Linked DNA regions of Mus musculus: region 2 is linked to region 1. The links are chromatin loops, found by intact Hi-C in ENCODE. Cell type or tissue: left cerebral cortex. All regions are shown on one strand. Region 1 holds the start of Tanc2 (tetratricopeptide repeat, ankyrin repeat and coiled-coil containing 2). Region 2 overlaps Marchf10 (membrane associated ring-CH-type finger 10).

What was found. Peaks named below come from ENCODE experiments on the same cell type or tissue, not always from the same donor. Only the 100,000 strongest peaks of a DNase experiment are listed, where the experiment ranks them.
Region 2: a loop joins it to region 1, with 11 times the contacts of the local background. A loop is called at or near these places in 3 of 42 quality-filtered maps.

What each region holds. Positions count from the first base shown.
Region 1 is chr11:105,587,585-105,592,584 of GRCm38, reverse strand. It overlaps Tanc2 (tetratricopeptide repeat, ankyrin repeat and coiled-coil containing 2), which reads right to left and starts at 2,599. Exons shown (of 26, transcript NM_181071.3): 1 at 2,336-2,599. In left cerebral cortex, CTCF peaks have their summits at 457 (motif pointing right) and 2,863; DNase peaks (open chromatin) are centred at 2,106, 2,542, 3,141, 3,632 and 2 more places; H3K4me3 peaks cover 3,692 bases; H3K27ac peaks cover 2,904 bases.
Region 2 is chr11:105,417,153-105,422,152 of GRCm38, reverse strand. The region is part of intron 4 of Marchf10 (membrane associated ring-CH-type finger 10); the gene reads left to right. Among named protein-coding and RNA genes, the nearest start is that of Gm39417, 30 kb to the left of the region's middle. In left cerebral cortex, no CTCF peak of the experiment used is centred here; DNase peaks (open chromatin) are centred at 1,285 and 2,000; H3K27ac peaks cover 1,420 bases.

The sequences.
Region 1 (5,000 bases):
CAGCCAGAGTTTCTAAATTAAAACAGCATTTCCAATTCTCAGCTACATAATCTTTGGCAAATTAATCTGTTTCCATTTCTCCTGGGTAAAATGGAAATAACAATATATACCTCAAAGAATTTTGTAACTGTATAAACAATGTACAAGACTGTCAGGAAGTGTATGCTGTATAAATGTAACCTACTACTACTAAAGTAATAGAGTCCCATGTTCCTGAGCATTTTTAGCAACCTGAATTAACTAATATCAGATACTATTTAAATGGGACATCAAATCTAAGATCTGGTTAACATGTGTTCCTAGCTATGCACTTTAAAGTAAACAAGTGATTAATAGATCTACATAGCCACTCCAATGATAAAGAACAATCTGAAAAGACTGTTTCCCAAAAGTTGCAGCTATCAATTTCTTCCCTTACACAAGGGGGCAGTGATAACAAGGAAAGAACAGGGTTCTGCAACACCTCTTCCTACAGACAGTAGGGGGTGGCAGTGCATATGGCTTACAGTCAGAACAAAACAGGAAGACCCAACAGAACTGCTCTTTATTCTCTTCTGGCCCTCTTCTCTCTTTAGCCTCAACAGAGCCTCTTCAGAAAAGGCTAAATATCTTCAGAAAAGACTAAAGTTCAAAATTAATCAAGGAAAATCCAATTTCGTTTTTGAAGGAAATGATCCCTCAATGAATGAATCTGGAACCAGGGCGAAGCCAATCACTATGAATTTTCAGATTATCTGGCAAATTACTATAATAAGAACAACATTCACGCAGGTAATTCAATTTATAAGAATTCCAACATAACACACCAAGATATCATCAATAATTAAATACACCCTGGTGAACACATCAAATATTTCTGCTTTTGTTTCAGTTACACAGATACTCAATGTATACACACGTTATTTTTAATGGCTCATCTAGCTGTCTTTTGTTACTTTTGAAATTACAGTATGTTCTGACAATCCTCTCAAAACACAGATGTTCTTAGATGGAAGTCACAACGTTTTGTAGCATGTGGACACACACACACACTTAAGAGAGAAAGATGGGGTTGAAAGGAGGAGGAAGAGAGGTAAGGAACAGTTGTTTCATTTGTTTCTGGTTTTCCCTCACATCCCGAAGACAATTTACCTGGTAAATGCTACAAGGAACACTAACTACATTGACAGTATCCATGTTGCTGCATTTTATGCCAATTTACTGTATAGCGTTTTTATCTTATCTCACCATCCCATCTCAAGAGCTAAAACATACCAGAATATTCCACTATTGCCAGGCTCTGTAATTAGCCACTGCCATAGCTTTTGGCTCCAACCCTTCAAAATGCCTGAAAATTTATCCCTTTTGTTCACCATATTGTTCTGTTTTCCTTGTTCCACTTATTTTCACCTGTAAAAAAGCCAAGGCAGGGACACATGAAAAATCGTTCCCTTTGCCTAACGATCCTGAACACACAATTACAGTCAGGGTGCTTGGCTTGTTTGTCTTTTTTTGTTGTTTGTGTTTTTCTTTTTTTTCTTTTTTCCTTGAGAGGAGCAGAGGAGAGAGTGAAAGACATCCAATCTTTTCCTAATGCTAATGACCATTGTTTATGTTTTCTGGGAAACATTTTAAACATTCCACACCTGGAATAGAGAGACAGGCTACAATTGCATGGATGCTCTACATGTTGATGACAAAATCTGAAATCATTTTAGCCCCATTTTTTTCCTTTCCCATCTCACAATCAGACAATCTTTTTTTTTTTTTTTTTTTTTTGCTTTCACGTGGGTACTTTCCCCATGTCAAAAATCGCAGCTCCTCTCGATCTCCTACGACAGAATATGTAGCAAAAGCCCCATTAGTCTTTTATTATAGTACACCTCCTTCCCCAAAGGAATTATTCATGTTCCTAATAACACTTCTACCATGCATTTCTACGCCACAGAGGCCAGCCCATCCTGTGCCTTTACCTGGCACATTTCACAACTACTTTTATGCTGCATTCAGGGACACATTTTGCAACTCGTTCTGCACCACATTCCTTGCCACGTTTAGCAATCTGCCTCGCATCTCATCCCGGTCCCCGTCATCCAAAGACCCTCCAGGTACCAAATACCAAGACCAACCTCGGTGACAACCAAGTGGTAGACCCCGGAGCCCTCCGAAGCCGCCCTCGGTCCCACATTCATTCGGAGGCAGCCTGCCTTCCCCACGCCTTCGACACCGGAGGCACTTCACTGTCCGTTTCCCAGTCTCCCTGCTCGCCCCAGCCCCCGCAGCTGAGGCGTCGCAAGCGAACGCCCCTGTCACCTCACCCTCACCGACCCTTCTTCCCTGCTCGCCCAGCCCTTACCTGCCGTTCTAAGGGGCGCGGCGCACCTCGGGGTCAAGCCCGCGTGCCAGTGGTCTCCGGTGAGGACCGCGCCGCCCGCGGACGCCCCACGGAGGATCCGCACCTCAGTCGGGCTCGGCGGGGCCTCGCGGCCGGCGAGCGCTGGCAGCCCGCTGCGGTCCTCCTGTCAGCGGCGGCGCGGGGGGGACAGGCTCGCCCCTCAGCACCGCGGCGGCGGCGGGCGCCTCGCTCCGCCTCGCGCGCGGCACAGCCGGGAGGTGAGCGCGAGGGGGATGGGAACGGGGGCGGGGCCGCCCGAGGAGGCGCGCGGGGCGGCGGAGGGAGCGCGGCGCCTGCCGCCTGGGGCCCCGCGCTAGCGGCGCTCGCAGCTGGCCGCGCTGGGCGGGCGGGCGGCTGGCGCGAGGCGGCTGTGGCCAGCGGGCCCCGCCGGAGCAGCGCGCGCCCAGCAACCCGCGCCCGGCAGGCCGCTCTCTAGCGCCGCCGCCGCGCCGGGGGCGTCGCACCCTCGGAGGCCGCCCGCAGCCCCGCCCCCTCCGGGCCGGGTTGGGGAGGAGCGCGAGCGCGGAGGGAGAGCGCGTGCGTGGGGGCGCGTGCGTGGTGGAGCGCGCGCGCCCCCGCCCCCCGCCCCTCCACGGCCTGGGGGCGGGGAGGCGTTGCGAGAGCTGGTGGTGGTGAACCCCGGCTCCGCGCTGACAGAGGGGGCCCTGGCGCTGCAGGACGTGTAGGCATTTCTGGTTTCCTCAGGGGGCTTGGACTGGTGGGGTCGAAGGCATTTGGTAAGGAAGAGGAGAGGAAGCTCAATAGCTGACAAGGCCCTAAAGAGTTTGGCTCCGCCCCCCGAGATGATGTCACTCTCGAGGTGGCTGCTGCTGTCACGTGCGCCCACTTCTGGGGGCCTTTCCTCCTGCTTTGATAGCCCGAACGTTCCTCTAGACTGCCCCCGGCTCTGGTCACCACAGGCACACGTGTCACTCAAAGTCATCGACGCCAACAAGTGTCAGTTATTCCTCTCCTGCGTCTCAGTGGTAATGTGTAGACTGCTTTCAAGATGCCACCGTTGCCTTTCGAACAGGGATGGGAGGAAAAACAACAATGGCTTGGGGGCGGGGGGGGGGCGAGGGAAAATAGAGAGGAAGAAAGAAAACTGTCATCTGGAACAATTGATGACAGTTCTCTAACCTTAGCTTGCTAGACTTCAGTAAAGTTGACACGCTGCCTCTGTCATTACCAGCTTCAATAAGAACTATAGTGATTTCAAGGCACCCGGCTAAGCATAGAAAGTCATCACATTAAGACCCCATTGGAGGCTATTCAGTCATGTTTCTCCCCAAACTCTCTGCCTAGATGGTCTTCAGCTTGCTTCAAACCACGAAAACAGCCCTTCAACTTTGCAGGATTCTTGGAATAAAAATTTTTTCCCAAGTGCGTGCTACAAGATGATACAAAGCAATCATCGTTGCATATTTTGCTTGGGTGAACTTCCATCCCATTAACTGAGATGACTTTTTCGTCATCTGCTTCTTAATGAAATGCCATGATTGGAAATAGATTCACAAATTGCATCAATCAAGGGTGTTGTTTCAGTGCCGTTTAGAAGGTGGAGAAATTGATTGATTGGTTGCTTATTTTGATAACAGTCTATCTGAATCTACCCCAACCCCATAGCACTTATGTAATTTCTTTGATTTTTTTAAAAAAAATATTAATTTCAATGCAATATTTTTAAAAAATGGACATGAAGTCACGTCAGAAAGCAAGCCATTCCAGTGAACGCTTGAGAACTCTGAGGTAGAACTCTGAGGTATGACTATAATTAGTCATGTGAAAGACATATGGACTGTTGATACTAGTTCCAAAAGTTAAGTCTAACTAAAACCTACCTGCCTATGGTGATAGGAGCAGGGGACTGAGGTAGGTGAGGTGGGCATCAGAGGGAAATTTTCTGGATTATTAGAATGGTCAACACTGGTTAATGGTCACAACTGCATACACACCTCAAAAGGAAACTGTGCCTGTGTTTAGGTTTTAACCCACAAAGAAACGTTACATTTCAACAGTTTCACAATGAAACATTACAATGTCGTTATCTCTGGAGTCAAAGAACAGGTTTGGTCCGTGTCACTTTCCACTTACCCTGGGACGTGGTGCTAAGCAAGTCTTTGAAACTTTTCTTCACCTGTTTGGAATGAGTCATGATACCTCACAGAGTGATTATGAAATTTAAACAAAACTTTGAGAAATATTTAGTACAGAATATAGTATACAATAAAGTGTTCGTGGAAAAATACCAACTGTTTGCATTGTTTTTAGACTTGAATTTACCCTCCTTCCGTCTCTTTTAGTCTTTTTATTTATTTTAAAGATTATTTTGTATCTAAGCTGTTTCCTGTGGGTTTTGCTGAAGCTAATAACATTCCTTCCCTTGAGAAATTATGAAGCAGTCAGGGGTATAATATGTTACTTTTCAAACTAGTTCAGGTGGCAGCACCTAGAAATTATGGTGCTCATTGCGAAGCACCATGAAATATTGGTAGATTGAATTCTGCCATATGGACTTGACACAATTTTAACAGCCCTAAGGTTGGTTATACTATGCTAATGCAGATAGCCTCATATTAAAAATAATATTTTAAAAGAAATAATATGTCTGTTATTCTCTTTTAAA
Region 2 (5,000 bases), 170 kb after region 1:
CTGCCAGTCCAGAGATGGTTCCACCCACAAGGGGCCTTTCCCCCTTGATCATTAATTGAGAAAATGCCTTACAGCTGGATCTCATGGAGACATTTCCTCAACTGAAGTGCCTTTCTCTGTGGTAACTCCAGCTGTGTCAAGTTGACACAAAACTAGCCAGTACAGGTGGCATACACCTGTAAACCTGGTACCCAGTGGGTCAACCTAAGTTACATAGTGGGACCATAAATGATTGGCTAGATGGGTGGATGGATGGATGGATGGAAAGATGGATGGATGGATGGATGGATGGATGGATGGATGGATGGATGGATGGATGGAAAGATGGATGGATGGATGGATGGATGGATGGATGGATGGATGGATGGAACAAAAGCAAGGGAAAGCTTCACAGAAAATGATAATTTTAGATTTGAACTCAGATCCTGCCGTGGGAGTTGGAAGCAGAAGTGGTGAGCAACCTGGCTGTCAGGTTACAGGAAATGTACATGAGTCTTTTCTCAAGAGGTTCTTTCTCCATCTCGGTGTTAGGAAGATGGCCTCTTACCCGACACTGCCCCTGCAAGGGGTGCTGTTTGTATGACTTTAACTCCTGCCCTCAGGACCAGGAAAGAGAAGGACTCTACGCTGCTGCTCCCAGAGCACAGTTCCTGCATTTCGTTGGCTTGTGCAGCTGGATTCCATCTTCTTCTCCTCTTGCCATTCCTGCTGGTCTCCTGATTACTCTCCCTTATTCAGTGAGGCTCTGACAGGCAATTGGTTCTCTGCTGTCCCCTTCCTGATCTCCAGACACATTATCTAATGACTTCAGCATCCATTTAGATAACCAAGCCACACCCTGGCCTCACAGTTCTCAAGGCGTCTCAAGTGTCCTCTTCCTTTACACACACACACACACACACACACACACACACACACAGAGGCACATCCTGCATGTTATTGTCACCCCAAAGGATCTCATTCATTACCGCTAAAGAAAATGTCAGCGACTTTGCATGGGCTCAGGGCCAGCAATCTCCAGGTAGTTCTCAAGGCTGCTCAGCTCCTTTACCTAGAACCTTTCTCCCAGGCTTCCAATCCATCTCCTCTTCCTCCTCACTCCTTATTTTCACCCACTTCCAACTCTCCCTCTGTGCTTAGGATCCCCCCACTCGTGTCCAGCCCTTCCCTGCTGCTTGCGTCAGCCAACCCTGCAGAGGGCTTTCCCATCAGCATGTAGTCATGATCTAAAAAGAGACAGAACAGCCTTCCTTCCCCCGCTCCCCTCCACTAACTTCTCCTTCACACCCCAAGTTCCCCAAAGAATTATTTACACTGCCTGACTCCATTTCCCCACCTCCTCCTCTCTCCTCAGCCCACTCCAATCTGGTTTCCACACACATGTCGTTCTCCAGAAATGCTCTTTGTCAAGTGACTTCCACATCTCCCCACAGAGCAGCTTTGTGTGGTGCTGGCCACACTCACACACACACACACACACACACACACACACACACACACACACACACCAGTACCACCCCCTGGGGGACGGCGGCCTTAGAGCCACTCTTGCCCTGACTTCCTCCCCATCTCGGCAGGCACTTTATCTTTCTCTCCTCTTCTCATCTTCCTCCACACTGTTCCTGAATCCTGGGGTCCTCAGGGTGTGGCTCTAATCTTACTCTCTACCTGGGGTTGGGGGCAGGGTCGTTCTTAGCCTCTGAGCCACAAATCTCCTGAGCCTCACGGTGAACTCTTTAGACTCATTTCCTTAGAATTGTTTTCAGGCAAAAAATAAGACACGGGCTTTCAAAGGAAACCACTTTTATGGAAATAGTCATCAAAATATTTTTAGAAAATTGTGATTCTGTAATGTATGTGCTTCCTTATTAACACGTTAGTTAACAAGCGATGGGCGAAGAGGGTATTTTGAGACATCCGCAAAAAATGTACTGAGATGTGAAAATATCTGTGACTTTCACGGGTGACAGAAATCTCAGGTCCTGCTCATACTACAGTGGCTGGGCGCCTGCAGCTTAGCTTGCAGGTGGAGCTGGGTAGAGTGTGATTGTAAAGATGTCACTTGTCACCATCCAAGCTCATGCCTCACCAAGCTGCCTTCTCTCTGTGTGCTTTCTTAAAGTTATCTTTAACATTGTAACTGCCAGCGTTGAGGGGTTAACTACCAGAGACTCCCAAATCTACACTTCCAGCTCAAACCCCACTTTCGATTTCCAGATTTAAAACTCTACTGCCTCTCACTCCCTCTACCTGGGTATCTGAAAAAGACACCTCAAGCTGATCACAGCCTCCCCCTCTCCCCCGCTAAAGTCCCCAGCTTAAGCCCCCAGCTTGGCCCTTTATTCTTCCTTCAGTGTGTATATCATTAAAATCTGACAGTCTACTCCCCCCCCCACCCCCACCCCCGCATCTCCCTCCCCCCATGTTGAGTTCAGGGTCAGTCCTACACATCTTACTTCCCTGGTATAATTTTGTTGTTATTGGTAGTGGTTTGGTTTCTGTGGCCCAAGCTATCCTCGAACTCCTCATTCTCCTGCCTCAGCCTCCTGAGTGCTGCGATTACAGGCCTGAGCTGCTACACTGGGCCGATGTAACTTTGATCCATCTGCATAGCTGGTGTCACCACAGAGCTCCTTCAGTGGCCTCCCAACCAGCCCTCCTCTCTTACCTGCCTCCAAAACCCATTTTCCATATCGTAATATGGTAGAGTGTTGTTGACAAGCGAATCCCATCTGTATGCCTGCCTGCTGAAGCCACTTCTGTGGCTTTTAAAATAGGAGCCAAACTTTGTTTGAAACTAACATGTCCTGTGGAACCCGAGGGTGTCTGTCGCCCCGGCCCTGGTCCACACTGGCCTCACCTCAGCCTTTGAGGTTTCTCTGTCTTGCCACACAGTCCACCAGCCCCTCAGCCAAACTCTGACTGCTTCTCCCCTGACTACAGGAGAACCTTTCTCCCTTCTTCTCTCGTCTGCCACATGTCCCCTCTCCCATTTGTGACCCCTGAAATTTTATAATTTAATTAATAATGACTTTTAACATACGTGCACATGGAGGCCAGAGGACAACCTCGGGTGTCACCCCATCTTTTGAATCTGGTTTCTCTTTGGCCTGGAGCTCACCAGTTAGCCTAGCCTGGCTGGCCCGAACACCAAGGGACTCTCCTGTCTCCCCTCCCCCCTAGTTGGGATTACAAACACACCACATCCAGCAACTTTGCTTAGGTTCTGGGGACAGAACTCAGGTTCCTTAAATTTGCAAGGTAAACCCTCTTAAACCCCACCCCTAGGCCATTGGTTCTCAACCTTCCTAGGGCTGTGACCCTTTACTGCAGTTCCTCAAGTTCCATAAAGTTATTTCATTGCTACTTCATAACTGTAATCTTGCTACTGGTACGAATTGTAATGTAAATATGATATGCAACCCCTTTGGGGTTGTGACCCACAGGTTGAGAATGCTGCTCTCGGCCCTTTGATTGTGGTTTGATCACAACAATCTATTGCTACTCCTTAAGAAGGCTCACAACCATCTGTGAATCCAATTTCGTGGGACCCGACACCCTCTTCCAGCCTCCAGCACTAGGTTTGCCAAATAAGCCCTTTCTCCCTTAAGTTGCTTTTGGCAGGGTGTTTTACCCCAGCAACTGGAAAAGGGAGTAGACACCTAGTACGTCGGTTCTCAACCTGTGGTTGAGACCCCTTTGGGAATCAAACGGCCCTTTCACAGGAGTCAACTAGAGCATCGGGAAACACAGATACTTACAGTATGATTCATAACAATAGCAAGATTACAGTTATGAAGTAGCAATGAAAATAACTTTATCGTTGGGAGTTCCCACGATATGAACTGAAGGAATTATATTGGAGGGGCACAGCTTTAGGAAGGCTGGTCCGCTGCCACCCACGCCCCTGGACCATCCTGAGTGTCTCTGTGCTCTTACTTACTAGCTCCGATTGTCAGAGAGCTGTACACCTAAACACTTGAACGTATCGCTAGAGCTGACTGCTTGAGTTTTTAGTTTACGTCGGGATTTTGTTGTTTTCTTTTAATTTTTATAGAGATTAAAAGCTATTTACATTGAATTATACAATTTAGAGTAAGATTTGATGAGTGAGTTCTGACAAATTCATAGATCTGTGTCACCCAGCCCGGATTGAGTTTAAGACACCCAAAGACATTCCCCTGGTCTCCTTTGTCAGTCAGTCCTGCCTCGGAGACCACCGCTTCTGGCCAGCCCCGCCCCAGGGACCACCCCTCTACAGCATCAGAGAGCACTTTGCTTGATCCACCGTTTGAATCTATTTTTGGAGTTTTGTTTTTGAAGTTTTTAAAATAGGGTCTTATTATGTAACCTCAATCCTCCTGCCTCTACTTTCCTAGTATTGGGATTACAAATATGTGCTACCCCAACCAATAAATAAATGTCTTCTCTGAATTCCATCTTTTTGATAGTCTTAGATCCTATTTAGAAATAGGTGGATGATCAGTGGTGGTGGCACATGTCTCATGTCTTTAATCCCAGCAGTTGGGAGGCTAAAGGCAGATGGATCTCTGAGTTTGAGGCTAGCCTGATCCACAGAGTGAGTTCCAGGATAGTTGGGGCTACAGGGAGAAACCCTGTCTCAAAAAACCAAAACCAAAAAAAAAAAAAAAAAGAAAAAGAAAGAAACAGGGAGACAATGGCCCCACCCCGTGTGCACACAAAATAAATAAAATGTAAAATCAAAACTAAAACAGAAATGGGTCAAGTATATATTTGAAATAAATTAGAGAAATGGACCTGTGTGATAATAGTAAATTACATAAAAGTTGCAGATTAAAATTAAAAACTTATCCCCAAATGAAAATGGTTTGCTCGTGTTGTTTTGATTTTAAGATGGTGTTTATAAAAGGCGCACGGGGGGGGGGGGGGGGGGCGTTCTCATGGGCGTCGTTCTCATGGACGTCCACTGCGCTGCTTCTTGAGGATGATTTAGGAACAAAAAGAATTTTAAATCTTTG